Regions from separate parts of the Homo sapiens genome. Here region 2 is linked to region 1. The links are chromatin loops, found by intact Hi-C in ENCODE. Cell type or tissue: ovary. All regions are shown on one strand. Links, peaks and the distances in the headings refer to the core of each region. The heading gives the core; the rest is flanking DNA. Region 1 overlaps PKD2 (polycystin 2, transient receptor potential cation channel). Region 2 overlaps HERC3 (HECT and RLD domain containing E3 ubiquitin protein ligase 3).

The links. A loop is a pair of places that touch in the nucleus more often than their neighbours do. Peaks named below come from ENCODE experiments on the same cell type or tissue, not always from the same donor. Only the 100,000 strongest peaks of a DNase experiment are listed, where the experiment ranks them.
Region 2: a loop joins it to region 1, with 9 times the contacts of the local background. A loop is called at or near these places in 3 of 110 quality-filtered maps.

What each region holds. Positions count from the first base shown.
Region 1 is chr4:88,014,257-88,022,256 of GRCh38, reverse strand. It overlaps PKD2 (polycystin 2, transient receptor potential cation channel), which reads right to left. Exons shown (of 15, transcript NM_000297.4): 2 at 2,686-2,799. Among named protein-coding and RNA genes, the nearest start is that of PKD2, 11 kb to the right of the region's middle. In ovary, for the core only: no CTCF peak of the experiment used is centred there; DNase peaks (open chromatin) are centred at 189 and 3,581; H3K27ac peaks cover 1,685 bases.
Region 2 is chr4:88,598,738-88,607,833 of GRCh38, reverse strand. It overlaps HERC3 (HECT and RLD domain containing E3 ubiquitin protein ligase 3), which reads right to left. Exons shown (of 26, transcript NM_014606.3): 3 at 1,785-2,039. The coding sequence starts at 2,010. Among named protein-coding and RNA genes, the nearest start is that of HERC3, 11 kb to the right of the region's middle. RefSeq lists an enhancer at 6,033-6,723. In ovary, for the core only: no CTCF peak of the experiment used is centred there; no DNase peak of the experiment used is centred there.

The DNA.
Region 1 (8,000 bases), core at 1-8,000:
AGTTCCAAGATAATTTCAACAGAATGGAAAAATGGGCAGATCCTAACAAGATGAAATTTAACAGGGTTGAAAGAGGAGTCCTCCACTATGGTCCCAGGCTAGCTCACATACAGCTGGGGGACACAGTGCTTCACAGTTTTTGGTGAAGAGACTAAGGAATTATTTATATGATGAAACAGCCTCATGAGTCTGGCCATGGTAGGTTGCACAAGCCACAGTGTAGTGTCTGGTTTAGGAATCTCATGGCCCCACTCACCATGGTGAGGCTCATGTGCTTTCTTAGGGACTCTGATGAACAGAACATTCACCAGAGGGACTTTCCATCATGGGAGTTACTCAAACTTGTGTCTCCAATCACATAATCAACAGCTGGATGAACTGGAAAGGCTTAACCTGGAGAAGGCTTAGAGGAGATTAGGTATTTGTCTCCAAACTTGCGAAGAGCTGAATTGGAAAAGCAACGTGGAAAAAAGATACTTGGTATAGGTAGGCTTGGAGGGTGCAACTGGGTAGAAGTTATAAGAGATAGACTCTGGCTTCACTGCTAAGGACGAACTTTCTAACATAGCTGTAGAAAAATGAAATGAACGATTTCAAAGAAGTAAGTCCCTTAACCTGGGACTCTTGTTCAATCAGAGGCAGTATGAGTAACCATCTGAGACGGATGTTTTAAAGAGAATTTAGCATTCAGTGAGGTCAGACCATATGACTGCTAAGATACTTTCTTAAGTAGAGATTCTACAATATTCCAAAAACAAAATTTTTAAATATATAGCTACTCACATAAGAAATAAAATGTGATTTGCATGAAAAAGAACAAAAAGCGACAATATTCTCAAATAAACAAGAAAACCAATTCATTATGTGACTTTAGGCATATTTCCTAAAACTCTGTCTTCAGCTTACTTCTCTGACTTACCTTCCAAATTTATCACTACATCTGAAAACTCGTTTCTCTAGGCTACATTATGGAGGCTCTGTTAGTAGATCTCGGAAAACCACATATGTATTTTAAAATCAGAGTGATTCTAATGCTCAGTCAGTTTTGGGGACTGCTGAAATTCTAGACTTACGTACAGGGGTTACCTTCTATTTTGCATAAGAAATTTGTCTGTATATGTAAAGCTTGAAAAGAACTTAGTAATTCTAATCAACTTGTTAATATTTAAGGCCACTGCAGTTTAATGTTTAAGCATCATTTTAATGCAGGCAGCAAACTCAATCTCAAGTTTCTAAACTCTAACAATTTAAAACATAAAAATATCACATCCAGGCTGGGTGCAGTGGCTCATGCCTATAATCCCAGAACTTCCAAGGCAGGAGGATCACTTGAAGCTAGGAGCTGGAGACCAGTATAGGCAGCAAAGTGAGACCCCACCTCTACAAAAATGTTTTAAAAGTTAGCTGGGCATGGTGGTGTGCAGCTGTAGTCCCAGCTACGTGGGTGACTGAGGTGGGAGGATCACTGAAGCCTAGGAGCTCGAGGCTGCAGTGAGCTATGATTGTGCCACTGCACTCCGGCCTGTGAAACAGATCAAGACTCTGTCTCTAATTTAAAAAAAAAAAAAAAAAAGGAAACCTTTTCTCAGAGGAGTTTGGTAGGAGGCTCTGGGGTCATAAAACTGCTTCCTCATCTGTTCTCGTGAAGACTTTAGATGAGACATGACAGAAATCCATCATCGAACGCCCTTTGATTCAGAGGACAAATCCATCACCTGTGGCTTTCTGGACTTTGAGACAAATGGTTCCTACAGCTAGTCTCTCGCTCAGGCATCCCTCCCCTCCCCCTACCAGAGGATGGGAAGACGAACTGAAAGAAGGAAAGAAGACGAAAGAGATGGGCCTATAGCAAGTTTCTTGTGGAGTAAAAGTCCAGCAATTATTAAAGATTGAGAAGAAATAATGAATTAAAATGAGGCAATGACACAACATATCCAAATCCAAAAGAAGGGGATATTACATGTATACGCCAATAAAAGCAATATTAGTAGCATTATTTGTATTTCCTGAAAGTTAAATTTGGAAAGTCATTTTTCTGGAAACAATTCTTATGCAGACTTTATGTTAACTGATATAATAATAGTATGACAATAATGATGATACTGTAATAATGGTGATACTGTATTCATTGTTAAGGAATCTAATACAAAAATCCTCTAACTTGGTTTCTTGGTGTCTGGCAAGTTGCCACGCGTATCTCATAGTGAAAATCACCACCACTGACGATGAACTGGCTGGTCAGATAATGCTGATTTTTAATTAATGTTTACCAGAGTGCAGAAGAGAACTTGACCAAATTCTAAATTGGAATTGAACTCTTTGCCTCTCCCGTCCTGTGTTAAACGCAAGTCCACAGTCACTTAGCATTTGGTCACAATTTAGTCACAATTAGAAAAATTCTTTCTTATATATTTTTCAGAGCCTTCTGTTGCCATCTGCAGTTTTGGGAAATGGGGGTACAGCAGAGAACAAATCACGTCCCTTCTCTTATAAAGCTTGCATTCTACCATAGGAAGATAGTCAATAAACAAATGCCCAAATAAAAATATTAGAATTAAAAACAAAGGTAAGAAGGTAACTTCCCAGTTGCCCCTCTGGTGCATACACACTTCCTTTTAATTATGATTTGGATAGGTCAAATCTTTTCAAAACTTTCCCATTAGTGCAAGGAAATATTCTACTTACAGATGCACAAGACTATGAGAAAAAGGAGGTATGTGACCAGTTCCCGTAAAACACTTTTAAGGTATTTCTCTCGGTTAGTGCTGCTTTCCTCCATGAGTCTTGTTCCCCAGAGACCTTTAAAATAATAATGAAGAAAAGAAAAGATATCATTTTATTTAAGAAATCTCATGAATGGCAAAAGGGAAAATAAAGCACAAATTAAAAAGTTCACCTATAAGGGAGATTCTCCTTTTTTTTTTTTTAATCACATTTTGAATGCAACTGAGAAACTGGTTTTGTAGGCCTACCTTTTATTTAAGAGTACATCTGGCTCCAATGTTACCCCAAACATGCAAAACATAAGGCAACAATTCTGATCATTTTATAGGCTCCCAAGCCCATTAGCAATATCTTAGTCAAATTTTAAAAAGAGAACAGGAAATAAGGAAGGCCTAACAGAGGAGTTAAATAATTGTGCAAAACTTATCAGTTCTTCCTATTTGAGGTGGATACAACCTTGTAATTATCCTACTACTAAACCCAGTTAAGAACATGATGTAATTATATTTCAAGTAATAACTTTTAGGTCACCCCTGATGAAAAGAAGTCCTTGTTGGAGAATCACTTCAATATAGAAACATGTTATGCTTCTAACCTACTGGCATAAAAACTCTGCTCTGTAAGAGCAGAAGCTGTCCTATTAAAAAACTCCATGGTGACTGATTACACTAAGCGTGCTTAGCTGAGCAGATTTTTAAAACAGCAATTAACATATAATCTTTAAAAGCAGCAACTCATCCATGTTCCCTCTCTTTCTTTGTAGAAAGAGTAGAATCAACAACCATGTTCTACATTTTAGCAGATGGAAAAAGCGTTGGGCTGGCTGAGTGAAGATGACGTAACCCTCCATGAGCTTGCTGGAGAGAGTGACCGCAGTTTTGGACTCAGCCAGCAGCAGACATGGTGGCCATCCAAAGCCCCGTTAATGAACAGTGTGGTAAAGTCACATTGCTGGTTACTTGGAAGAACCTTAACACTTTCCAAAAAAGACAAACCTCTCAATCCTTTCAGTTAGATTAGGTTGGCTGTTAAATGGAAACCAACCTGGTCCTTGCATGTTGTCTCATGCTTTGATTCCACAGACCTTAACTCCTTCAATAATGGAAACTCACACAGCCACTTTCGCCACAATCAAGCCACATAGGGAAATGGGAAAAAATAGCATAAGGCCTTTTACTTCGAAGAAATGAGTTCATCATTAGTGTTCATGTATTTTTTAAGTCTTATAATAATATGTAAGTTCTATTCCTGAATTTGGGTATTTCCTTTCCTTTTCTTTTTTCCTTCCAAATGTCCTTTAGGAAAATCAGCACTGAATTCAAAAACACTGTGTTACGCATCATACGTTTCACCAGCACTGAGAGTGGAGCATAACTTATGACCAACTTTGCTTCTGCCAAGATCTGGTAGTTGTCAGGGAATTACTCACTCAGAAGAAATGCAGCAAGCAGAATGTTTGTTCACTGAAACACTATCATATTAAAGAATTATTACAAATTTAGATGACATGGAAAATTACAACTTAGAATAACACAGAGGCAGCCAAAGATTAGGCTCGGTAGCCCTGGACACAAATACATCACTTCTTTGGGTAAATTTATTTTGGAGGCCAGGCCTAAAATATATGTCAATAGAGACTGCTAGTCTCTTTACTCCCAGGGAAGACTGTTACCCTGTCTCATTTGGTCAATGATTTCATTCTTTCCCATGGTTTATAAACAACTAGGCACTAAGGAACAGCCATGATTCTTAATATTTATACGTGGTATTGCTTGGCCTATAAATAGAAAAAAACAAACTCCTATCAAATTTTCTTCAAGCTAGGCTGGGTGCAGTGGCTCAAGCCTATAATCCCAGCACTTTGGGAGGGTGAGGCGGGTAGATCACTTGAGGTCAGGAGTTCAAGACCAGTCTGGCCAACATGGTGAAACCCTGTCTCTACTAAAAATACAAAACTTAGCCAGGTGTGGTGGCGGGCGCCTGTAATCCCAGCTACATGGGAGGCTGAGGCAGAAGAATCGGTTGAACCCGGGAGACAGAGGTTGCAGTGAGCCAAAATCACACCACTGCACTCCAGCCTGGGTGACAGAGTGAGACTCCATCTTGAAAAAATAATAATATTCAAGCTAAACTTGTGATGGCCTACGGCAATTTAATTCTAGCCTTTGAATGAAACATTGCAAATGGAAAGAAACAAGTCTTCTTATGTATGTATGTATGTACGTATGTATGTATGTATGTATGAATTTATTTATCTTGAGGCAGGGTCTCTCTCTGTTACCCAGCCTGGAGTGTAGTGGTACGATCACAGCTCACTGAAGGCTTGATCTCCTGGGCTCAAGCCATCCTTCCGCCTCATTTTTTGATTTTTTGCAGAGATGAGGTCTCAATACGTTGCCCAGGCTGGTCTCGAATTCTCGGCCTCAAGTGATCCTCCTGCTTCAGCCTCCCAAAGTGCTGGGATTACAGGCATGCCACTGCACTTGGCCTCCCTTATTTATATTTTTATATGATATACATCCATATATTTTCTTTCTTTTTTTCTGTCTCTGTTTTTTTTTTTGTTTGAGACAGAGTCTCACTCTATCACCCAGGCTGGAGTACTCTGGCACAATCATGGCCCACTGCAGCCTTGACCACCCGGGCTCAAACAATCCTCCTGCCTCAGCTCAGCCTCCCAAGTTTCTTAAACTACAGGTACATACTACCAAGCCCAACTAAGTTTTTAATTTTTTGTAGAGGTGGGGTCTCACTACATTGCCTAGGCTGGCCTCAAACTCCTGAGCTCAAGCAATCCTCTCACCTTGGCCTCTCAAAGTGCTGGGATTACAGATGTGAGCCACTGTGCTTGGCCCTGTGTATTTTCTTTTTCTAAATTACTCTATCTACTTCCTCAAATATTTACTGCTTTAAATTTTTCATCTCATTTTCCCATTGGGTGTGTATGTAGGACCAATCTTAGGGTACAGGGACCTTTTACATCCTGGTGGGTGAGAAATAGTTGCATCTACAAGTAGGAAAAATAGCTGTCCTGCAGCCAACTATTCTCCATGTTTGGCAGAGCTGATAGGATAAGAATGGTTAAGGATGGAATCATGTGCAAATTGGTGACACTCTTCAAAATCAACTGTTGTCTTTCCCATAGCTGTTCTAGTTGTGGTGGGAGTTAACTTCCCAGCATTGAAGGTATTCAATGTTTCCAGGTGTTAGGGAGAACACGGACTGAGAGTATAGACCCAATTTCCTTTAAGAGGGTGCTTAGCTAATGCCAGAATGCAAAGCCAGAGTACATCATCTAAAGCAGGGTCCCCAGTCCCCAGGCTGCAGACGGGTACTGGTCCATGGCCTGTTAGGAACCGGGCCCCACAGCAGGAGGTGAGCCGCAGGCAAGTGAGCATTACCGCCCGAGCTCCGCCTCCTGTCAGATCAGGGGTGGCATTAGATTCTCACAGGAGTGAGAACCCTATTGTGAACTGCGCATGTGAAGAATCTAGATTGCCTGCTCCTTATGAGAATCTCACTAATGCCTGATGATCTGAGGTGGAACAGTTTCATCCCCAAACACTTCCTACCCCAGGTCTGTGGAAAAATTGTCTTCCATGAAGCCGGTCCCTGGTGCCAAAAAGGTTGGGGACTGCTGATCTAAACAGTGCATTCCTCTGCTCAATGTTACTTATTAATAGGAACACTGGGGAACTCTGTAATGGAGAACTCCAAGCACAAAAGATATTCCAAACATAAATAATTGGCTTTGAACAAAAATGCCATTTCCCCAACTATTTTATCTAAATCCTTTCAAAAACTTTTTATTGGCTGGGCACACTGGCTCACGCCTGTAATCCCAGCACTCTGGGAGGCCGAGGTGGGTGGATCACCTGAGGTCAGGAGTTTGAGACCAGCCTATCTAACATGGTGAAACCTCCTCTCTACTAAAAATACAAAAGTTAGCTGGGTGTGGTGGTGAGCTACTCGGGAGGCTGTAGTCCCAGCTACTCGGGAGGCTGAGGCAGGAGAATCGCTTGAACCCGGGAGGCGGAGGCTACAGTGAGCCGAGATCACACCACTGCACTCCAACCTGGGCAAAAGAGTGAAACTCCGTCTAAATAAATAAATAACTACAACTTTTTATTTTAGAAAATATCAGAAATATCACAAAGAGAGAATATTATAATGATAAATCTATCACCTAGATCCAACAATATCAACTCAATGCCAATCCTAGTTCATTTACATCCTCACCCATCTGATGCCACTGCTGATATGATAGGGGGTAGCAATGCTCACTAGCCTGCTGCTCACCTCCTGCTCTGCGGCCCAGTTCCTAACAGGCCATGGACCAGTACCACCCCAATTATTTTGGAATTAATTCCAGCTATTGTATCACTTCATCTGTAAATATTTCAGTTCCATGGTTAAAAGGTTAATTGTGTATCTTTCACCTCACACTAACCTTCCCCATCTGAAATACATGAAACCCATATGGCCTATTATCAAGGCATGGTGCAACATAGGGCTCTGGAGTCAAATGACATTAAACTGAGGGCTTAACCACTTGGGAGCTGAGAAAGCTTACCTGACATCATGAGCCTCCACTTCCTCATCTAAAAATGGAGTAAGAGTACCTTTTTGTGGGGTTGTTCTGGGAAACAGAAATATTATTTGTGGAGCACTTAGAGTGCTTGGAAGAGGCCTGTCTGTAGCTTCAGAAACAAGCCCAGATCTGCAAAATGGCCTTAGGAGGCCCAGTTGGTCCAGATTCCAGAGTGGTATAAAGACTCAAATCCATCTGAACTATCAGTTCATTGTGATAGCCTGACCAAATTCTCAGTGCATTTGTATCATAAAAGAATCCTCTTTTTGTGCTAAGATACATGTGAGTCTTGTTTAGAAGAATGAACACAATCCTTCCTAGTATTCACTTGAATTGCAGGGACACTTTTAGAAAGGGAAGTGGCTTTTTATCTATATTTGTCCATTTTCTATAGAATAGACAGTTGCTACCTTAAGTAATATTGACTCCAGAATCTTGAATTTTTTTTTTTTTTTAGAGACAGTGTCTTGCTATGTTGCCCAGGCTGATCTCGGATTCCCAGGCTCAAGCAATCCTCCCGCCCCAGTCTCTTAAGCAGCTGGGATTAAAGGCGTGTGCCACCGTGCCTGGCCTGAATCCTGAATTCTTAATCAGCCATCTCCTGAGGTGCAGACAAGTATATGTTACAGTTAACATGTAGTTCTACCTGCATATTCTCTAGACAGCTCACACTCACCTCCCGCAA
Region 2 (9,096 bases), core at 606-8,605, 580 kb before region 1:
ACCTTATAAATCCATGCTACACATATACTGAAAGTCAAACTTAGATTCTTTAAAAGTAAAAATAGGGCCAGGAACAGTGGTTCGCACCTGTAATGCCAGCACTTTGGGAGGCCAAGGCAGGCAGATTGCTTGAGCTCAAGAGTTTGAGACCAGCCTGGACAACATGGCAAAACTCCGTCTCTACTAAAACAAAAATTAAAAAATTAGCAGGTGTATTGGCACATGCCTGTAGTTGTAGCTACTCAGGAGACTGAGACTGAGAGGATATCTGCAGCCTGGGAGGCGGAGGTTGCGGTGACTCAAGATGGCACCACTGCACTCCAGCCTGGGCGACAGAGCCAGATCCTGTCTCAAAAAAAAATGTAAAAATAGGTGGAAAAAAATAAAATCAACAAGCTTAAAATATGTGTAGCACCTGTTATAAATCAATTAAAAGCACTGAAATTTAAGGAAACGAATTAGTCCCCCTACCTTTCCAGCTTATCCTCTTCCATCACCCTCTCTTCCCAGTCTCACCACACTATTCAACATGCCTTGAACAAGTATTGCACCTTTATATTCACATCACTGGGTATCAGGTGTGCAATAAGCTTAGTGATGCTGCCACATTCATTCATACACCCAAGTGCACATGCATACACACACACACACACACACACACCAAAGTGCTACTCAACACCCAAAGGCAGAACCAATCTCCCCTCCCCTACACCTCTGGTGTACTCTTCAACTTACATAACACAGACTTGCATGACAGCATTTGCCATAAGGATCACTGCAGCCACATCATCACCATATCTCATTCATCCCTCCACTCATAACAGCAATCGCATTGCTTAGCACAAAACATGTAAGAGCATGTTGCAGAAACAAAGGAATGAATATAGGTAATCAGGAAGTAAAGTTTCTGATAGTGATTGTGTGAGGATTACCTATTCAAAAAACTGTCATATTTCTCAGCATTAAATTACTGGATGATATGATTTGGCTGTGTCCCCACCCAAATCTCATCTTGAATTCCCACATGTTATGGGAGGGATCCAGTGGGAGGTAAATGAATTATGGGGGCAGGTCTTTCCTGTGCTGTTCTCATAATAGTGAATGAGTCTTAAGAGATCTGATGGTTTTAAAAATGGGAGTCTCCCTGCACAAGCTCTCTTCTCTTGTCTGCCGCCATGTGAAACATGCCTTTCACCTTCTGCCATGATTGTGAGGCCTCCCCAGCCACGTGGAACTGTAAACCCAATAAACCTCTTTCTTTTCTAAACTGCCCAGTCTTGGGTATGTCTTATCAGCAGTGTGAAAACCGACTAATACAACGGGCAAAATCTATTTTATTCTAACTCTGAACTAACTAGTCACCTCCCCTCCCCAGGTAACTGATATTACATATGTTCTCTAAGAAGATAAAAAATAAAAAGTCTTGTGGTGGCGCATGTCTGTAATCCCAGCTAGTCAGGTGGCTGAGGCATGAAAATTGCCTGAACCTGGGAGGTGGAGGTTGCAGTGAGCCAAGATCTCACCACTGCACTCAAGCCTGGGCGACGGAGCGAGACCATATCTCAAAAAAAAAAAAAAAAGAAAAGAAAAGAAAAGTCTGCTTTTCCATCAAAAGGCTTGAATTAGACACAAGGGTTCCAAACAGGAAGGAATCCCTGCACCGTTCAAAAGAGCCTCCCTGAAAACCGAACACTTGGTGGAGAAAGCTCCATCTGGGCCCTCTGCCATTGTGTCCTCCAACTTTCCATTCTCACCAATAATCAAGACAGATAAGGTGCACTTACCTGGCTTGTTTCCTTCCCTCTCATGGCCCAGTTGCCCCTTGGTGTTCAAACCACATGTGTAAACTTCCCCATCTTCCAGCAGGAACACAGAGTGGTTTCCCCCACAGGCCACTTCCTTGACACTTCTGTCAGATATGAACCCACACACCTGGGGCTCAGCCACAATTCCCTGCAGGTTGGTGCTGATACCAGGTTGGCCCAGAGACCAATATCCCCAACATAACATTGTTCTTATCTTTCAGGGAATCATGTAGCCTAGGAGAGAGTTTAAAAAAATTATTTTTTAATTAAAAAGAAATAGGTCATAGAAAATCAAGTAATGAATGTAACCAATTTTAAAAATAACCCTCCCCTTAATATTCTTCAGATATCTTACAACTCAAAATAAAACATATTAATACTGTTGAAAGCAGTTATGTTATAATGATGCTATTTTGTATTTTAATCAGAGTTTAAAAAAGAAGTTTAAATAAATTGTGTTTGTTTAAATGAATGAGTAAACAGACAGAATATGGTTTTCAGATCACTGCTAAAGGATACTGAGTACAGGAGATGGGCTGAAACAATCTTGGCAAACCATTAAGTTAGTAACAGTTTTGAAATTACTCTCAAGACTTCACCTTATCCTTTCTCAATGCATCATTCCTTTGAATTTTCTGCTTATTTAATGTTTTAAAAAATTTTGAACCAATTAACTCCTTTAGGTACCCTAATATTAGATTGGTTAGTAGTATTTCACCACTTGAAGTGAAGATGAGAAATAGAAAAAAAAAATGTTATCTTCTCTGCCATTCCCTTTTACCCTTGGTTCCAGATTTGAGTCAAGCCTCACTTCCTACTTGAGAGACTCTGGGATTGTTGCAGCGACAAGTCAGCCTGCATCCCTCTGACATGTCTACTATACTGCCTAACTGGTAGCTTTCTCTTTATATCTTTATAACTTAACTCCCCAAACAGATTTTAATCTCCTTCAACAGAGACCACAGTATAACACAGACCTCTTCTATTTAGCAGGTAATCAACTTTTGCCTGATTACTGACCCTAGCCTAAAGTTTCATTACCTTTTAACAATTCATGTTTCCCTTTCATACAAACAAAAAAAAATCTCATCTCTCGCTACCAATTCACACCACAATGATGGCCAGGTAACAACAAGTGTTGGTGATAATGTGGGGCTATTAGAACCATACTACATTGGCTTATAAAAATGTCTGGCAGTTCCTGAAAAGACTAAACATAGAGATACCATGTGATCCAGCAATTTCACTACTAGTTATAAACCCAAGAGAACTGCAAGACTACGTCCACACAAAAACTTATAAAGGAATGTTCACAACAGCATTATACATATTGAAAGGAAATAACCAAAATGTCCATCAACTGATGAATGGTTAAATAAAACATGGTATATCTATACAATGGGATATTATTTGGCTGCAATATGGATGAACGGTAAATATATTATGCTAAGTAAAAGAATCCAGTCACAAAAGTCCACAAATTATATGATTCCGTTTACATGAAATGTATAGAACAGGCAATAGAAAATAGACTAGAAAATAGACTAGTGTCTGCCTAGGACTGGAGGGAAAGAGGAGAATGGAGAGTGACTGTACCTGCCCTTTTGGAAAGTGGTAAAATGTTCTAAATTTAGGTTGTGGTGATGGTTTTAAAACATGGTAAATATACTAAAAACCCCTAAATTTTATACTTTAAATAGGTAAATTTTAGGCCAGGCGTAGTGGCTCATGCCTGTAATCCCAGCACTTTGGGAGGTCAAGGCGGGCGGACCACCTGAGGTCGGGAGTTCCACACCAGCCTGACCAACATGGGGAGACCCCATCTCTACTAAAAATACAAAATCAGCCAGGCGCGGTGGCGCATGCCTGTAATCCAGCTACTCGGGAGGCTGAGGTAGGAGAATCGCTTGAATCCGGGAGGCAGAGGTTGCAGTGAGCTGAGGTCACGCCATTGCACTCCAGCTTGGGCAATAAGAGCAAAATTCAGTATCAAAAAAAAAAAAAAGTAAATTTTATGGTATGTGAATTATATCTCAGTAAAGATTTTTTAATTGTCTTTAAATTTCCTTTCTCTTGCTACATGTCTACTGCCTCTGCAGGTCCACATCAGCCAACAAGGCTTTCTTGAGTTTAATTGTGAGAATTGTTATTACCAACATAATAGGCACAAAAGTATTTTTTCTACAACAGAAAGGAGGAGGGAACAACCCCTAGAGTTTAATATGGGAAAGGTATCAATTATTTCAATATATTATTTTTGCTTACAAAGACATAAGAGGGGAAGCTTTATCTAATGCTTTGATCAGAAATGAAATATTATAACTTCAAAAGTTCTGACTATTGATAAAGTTGGAAATCTTAAGTGGGTGGATCTTCTGTCAAGGAAAATACCCCATGCACCTCTCTGGTTTTGAAAGAAAGGTCCAAGATTTAGAGACGAAAGGAGACGGGGGAAATCCCAAGCATGCCTTATAAAACAGTAGATGCTCCTATTTAAGATAGCAAATTAAGAGAGAGCGATTGGCCGGGCATGGTGGCTCACACCTGTAATCCCAGCACTTTGGGAGGCTGAGGCAGATGGATCACCTGAGGAAGGAGTTCGAGACCAGCCTGACCAACATGGTGAAACCGCATCTCTACTAAAAATACAAAAATTAGTGGGGCGTGGTGGCGGGTGCCCATAATCCCAGCTACTCGGGAGGCTGAGGCACAAGAATCGCTTGAACCCAGGAGGCAGAGGTTGCAGTGAGCCAAGATGGCGCCACTGCACTCCAGCCTGGGCAACAAGAGCAAAACTCCACCTCAAAAAAAAAAAAAAAAAAAAGAGAAAGCGATTGAAGCCTGTAATATGGCTGCAAGTTTGGAACCTGGCCAGTAAACAGTAGATTCTCCGTGGCAGAGAACAGCAGATGAATTTTGAGAACAGTGGTGTCTAACACTCAAGTTTGAACTTGTTGCCTGTTCTGTAACTACTTTTGAGAATCCCAAACCTTCTATCAAAGTTAAGACACAACACCCTTACAATAACTGTATTTTGCCAAGCATGAATAAAAAGAACCTTGAAAATAAGCCCTCAGAGCCCCTCCTGAAGACTGACAACTGAGCAAGAGTTTTGGATGAGGCATGATAAGAGAACCTAAACATTCTTCTTCCCTTCGGAAATTCTTAGAAATTTGAGAAAGACGCTAAATCTCTAATCAGCATCGCCTTGGGTTTGAATCACTTTATCTGGATATGAAAGAAAACAGTGACCAGGCACAGTGGCTCACACCTGTGATCCTAACACTTTGGGAGGCCAAGGTGAGAGGACAGCTTAAGCCCAGGAGTTTGAGACCAGCCTGGGCAACACAGTGAGACCTTATCTCCACAAAAAATAAAATAAAATCAGCCAAGTGTGGTAGGACACACCTGTAGTCCCAGCTACTTGGGGTGCTGGGGTGAGAGGATCGTTTGAGCCTAGGAGGTCAAGGTTTCAGTGAGCTGTGATCGCACTGCTGCACTCCAGCCTGGGTAATAGAGCGAGACCCATCTTAAAAACAAACAAGCAATGCAGAAGATTGGTCTTAAGGACATTCAGATTACATTTCAGTTTCCAAACATACTTTTTTTTTTTTTTTTTTTTTTTTGGAGACCAAGTCTCGCTCTGTCTCCCAGGCTGGAGTGCAGTGGCGCAATCTCAGCTCACTGCAACCTACGCCTCACAGGTTCAAGTAATTCTCCTGCCTCAGTCTCTCAAGTAGCTGGGATTACAGGCGTGTGCCACCACACCCCACTATTTTTTTGGTATTTTAGTAGAGACAGGGTTTCGCCATGTTGGGCAGGCTGGTCTTGAACTCCTGACCTCAAGTAATTAGCCCGCCTTGGCCTCCCAAAGTGCTTGGATCACAGGTGTGAGCCACGGAGCCCAGCCGGTTTCCAAATATACATTTTAATTATAATTCTGAATATCCTTTTCTTTTTTTTTTTTTTTTTTGAGACGGAGTCTCGCTCTGTCGCCCAGGCTGGAGTGCAGTGGCGGGATCTCGGCTCACTGCAAGCTCCGCCTCCCGGGTTCACGCCATTCTCCTGCCTCAGCCTCCCAAGTAGCTGGGACTACAGGCGCCCGCCACTACGCCCGGCTAATTTTTTGTATTTTTAGTAGAGACGGGGTTTCACCGTTTTAGCCGGGATGGTCTCGATCTCCTGACCTCGTGATCCGCCCGCCTCGGCCTCCCAAAGTGCTGGGATTACAGGCGTAAGCCACCGCGCCCGGCCCCTGAATATCCTTTTCTAATCATACTTCTTAAACATGCTAGTCTCTCCATATTAAGAATCACTGTTCTAGGTCCTACAGGTCAAAATATCAGGATTTCAAGACAAGATTGCAGACTTCAAAGGTGTCTTCCCTAATCTTTTCATTGGTACATTCATTTCATCCTAATGAAAAGAGGATGGATTCTAACAGAAATGGTGAAGACTTACTTTGAATTATAATACTAGGCGAACACATCAAAGCTGAATATATCAGCCAATCTACAGGAGAGAACTGTCAACATATGAAGGAGACAGCTAATTGGCTCTTCTATGCAAAGTCAGCTTTTAAAATGACAAACTCTTTTCTCCCAAGATAAAAGCATGCCCAAATGGCTACAAATTAAAGATTACAACACAGAGGAAGCTCGTACTTTCAACCTCTCTTGACAACAATTACAGTACTTTGGATTTAACTCAATGGCCTTAATTGGTATATACCAATTTTAAAACTGCCTTATTGTAATCCTGAGGTATGCTTTGAACTCTTGAGGCTTTCAGGAAAGGCATGAAAAGGCCCAAAATAAAATATAAAACTGAATCTCAATTTGCTGTCTTACACAGAAAGTTCTGCTTCTTCCCAAGATTTTTATTCCTTGTCTAGACTCTACACTAAAAAAGTATTAAGATTAAATGTTATTCTTTGAATTAACTACAAATATTGTGGAGAGGGAAGTAGAAATAAAATGAAAAACTGGCAGGGTAGTGGTGGTGGTGGTTGGTGGTCTAATGATACACTAATAGACCAGCAAGCTCACATAATCTAGAAATAATTTATTTTTCCCAACTTGCTCAATTGCTATTATCCACATTAATGGATTTTTTCGTTTTTAGTATTTCATAAATTTGTCTTATCTCTCCTACCTTCTAGTGTTCTTAGGTGCAAGAAGGTTGTGATGTGCCTTACAGAGAAAAAAATGTGTATTAGGTAAGTTTCTTTCATGCATGAGTTATAGTGTTGGCTGTGAGTTCAATGTTAATGAATCAACAAGCGGGTACATCCAAAATATGGAACAGGAAATCTGCTGATCTGTATGTGAGGCCTCCCCTGGAGAGAGCTAAAGTAATATCCAGAGTACATAATGAAGCTATAGATACAATGGAAAAGCAATTAAATCTGTGGATTCATGAGATGACAACCCATAAAAAATAAAAATCACAGTGGATAGCACTGATGTGAGGCTGAAAGCCAAAAACACTGTCACATTACACAGGGTCAAGAAAATGTTAAACCCTTCTCAACTAGTGTTTTATTACCAAGAAATATTGTGTATATTAGTAAGAAATATATATTAAATAGGCTGTCTAGACAGAAACACACATAAAAAAAGGTTATGCGTCAGCTGGCTGATAAAAATCTCTTGACCACAGCCTACAAGAACCTAATCCTGTATTTCCTCAGAAACAATGGCTCTGTATTCACTAATATGGTATTCACCATGACTTTACAGAACCTAACTATATACAGAGTATAACAAGTCCCTTCTTTGTTTACTTAAGCTTATTTATTTATGCTTGTTTGAATCAGGTTTCTTTCACTTGCAATAAAAAGAAACTCCTGACTGATAATATTAATAATGACATTATTAATAATAACAGCAGATAAGACCTGATTTGAGCTTACTCTGAGTCTGGTACTTTTCTATGTGCTTCACAGATGTTGGCTCATTTCATCTTCTATGAGACAGGTACTGCCATTATCTCTAATTTACAGATGAAGAAAGTGAAACTAACAAAAAAAAGATGAAGTAAAGGAAAAGAAAGAGACACTATGCTGTGCTGTATAGTAAGGAGCTTAGAAAGTAGATAACCAAAAGGCCAGACTTCCCAATGTGTCTGCACCACTCTCCAGAGAAAACAGGGACCCTGATCAGTCAACCTGGCTATCTGACCCGCTAAGTAATTCTTTCCTAAAAGTGGATGGGTGGATCAGATTCCATAACAGTTGTCACTAAATTCACCCAACCAATTGCCTTGCTTAGCAAGCAACCTTAAATAACTTGGTTTCTAGGGCAGATTCTACTACAGGGATAGAATACTGTGACCAGGTAACCAAAGCATCTCAGTCTTATTAGGATTTCTAATTCTCATTATTAATTTGGCGTCCTGGGTCTATCAGCTTTTTTTGTAGTTTATCTGGCACGAGTCAGTCCTTGAGAGTCATCTGAGTTCTGGGTGCTTTGGCCAAGCACAATCCTGTGTAAACAGCCTGAAGTATGGCCTCATCCCTGACTGACTAGTAAAAACAATTTATGAAAAAAGATAATAAAAAGGACTATTGTTCAAGAAAACTTCAAAAATTCTTCCAACTGAGTTACAGTAATGGAATCTTCAATTGGTCAAATAAAAACTGCCCACCAAGAGAATTAAATAGCAACCACAAAAAAGATGTGTATCTGTAAATAAACTATCAATCCTAACTATAAATACGGCCTAGGTCATCACAATGCTCTGCCGGAACTAAAGAAAAAAGCAACTAAAATCATCTAGCTTTCAGGAGAGAAGTTCAACACATTGGAGAGAAGCCAGCCATTAGCACAGCTTTCACTTCAAAGTACACTCCAGTTGGACCCCTAAATCTTGTAGCTGCTGATGTCCATGACTTTAAAGGTCTAGTTTCAGCAACGGTCTGCATCGCTGGGCATTTTGATCTCCAAGGTCCTTACACCCATTTTTCCTCATTCACTCTCTTGCTTGCTCCTAGAAGAGCAGAATCTTTTATTTTCCTTCAAAATACACAATTATGAAATTCGCTGCAAAATATAGGACTACACTTCCCTCAGCACCTACACCAGCCCCGCTTGGCTGCATTTCCTGCCTCTTATTTCCCCATGACAAAACAAAAGGAAGGACTACTTTTGAAGTACAACTTTCTCTCAATGTCAACCTGGCACTTTCCTGAGTCCTTCTCATCTATTCTTGGTAAGAGATTCAAGATAATCTTAGCAGAGCTTAAGGGTCAAAGGAACTAAAATCCAAGCCCTACATTAACCACGTTAGC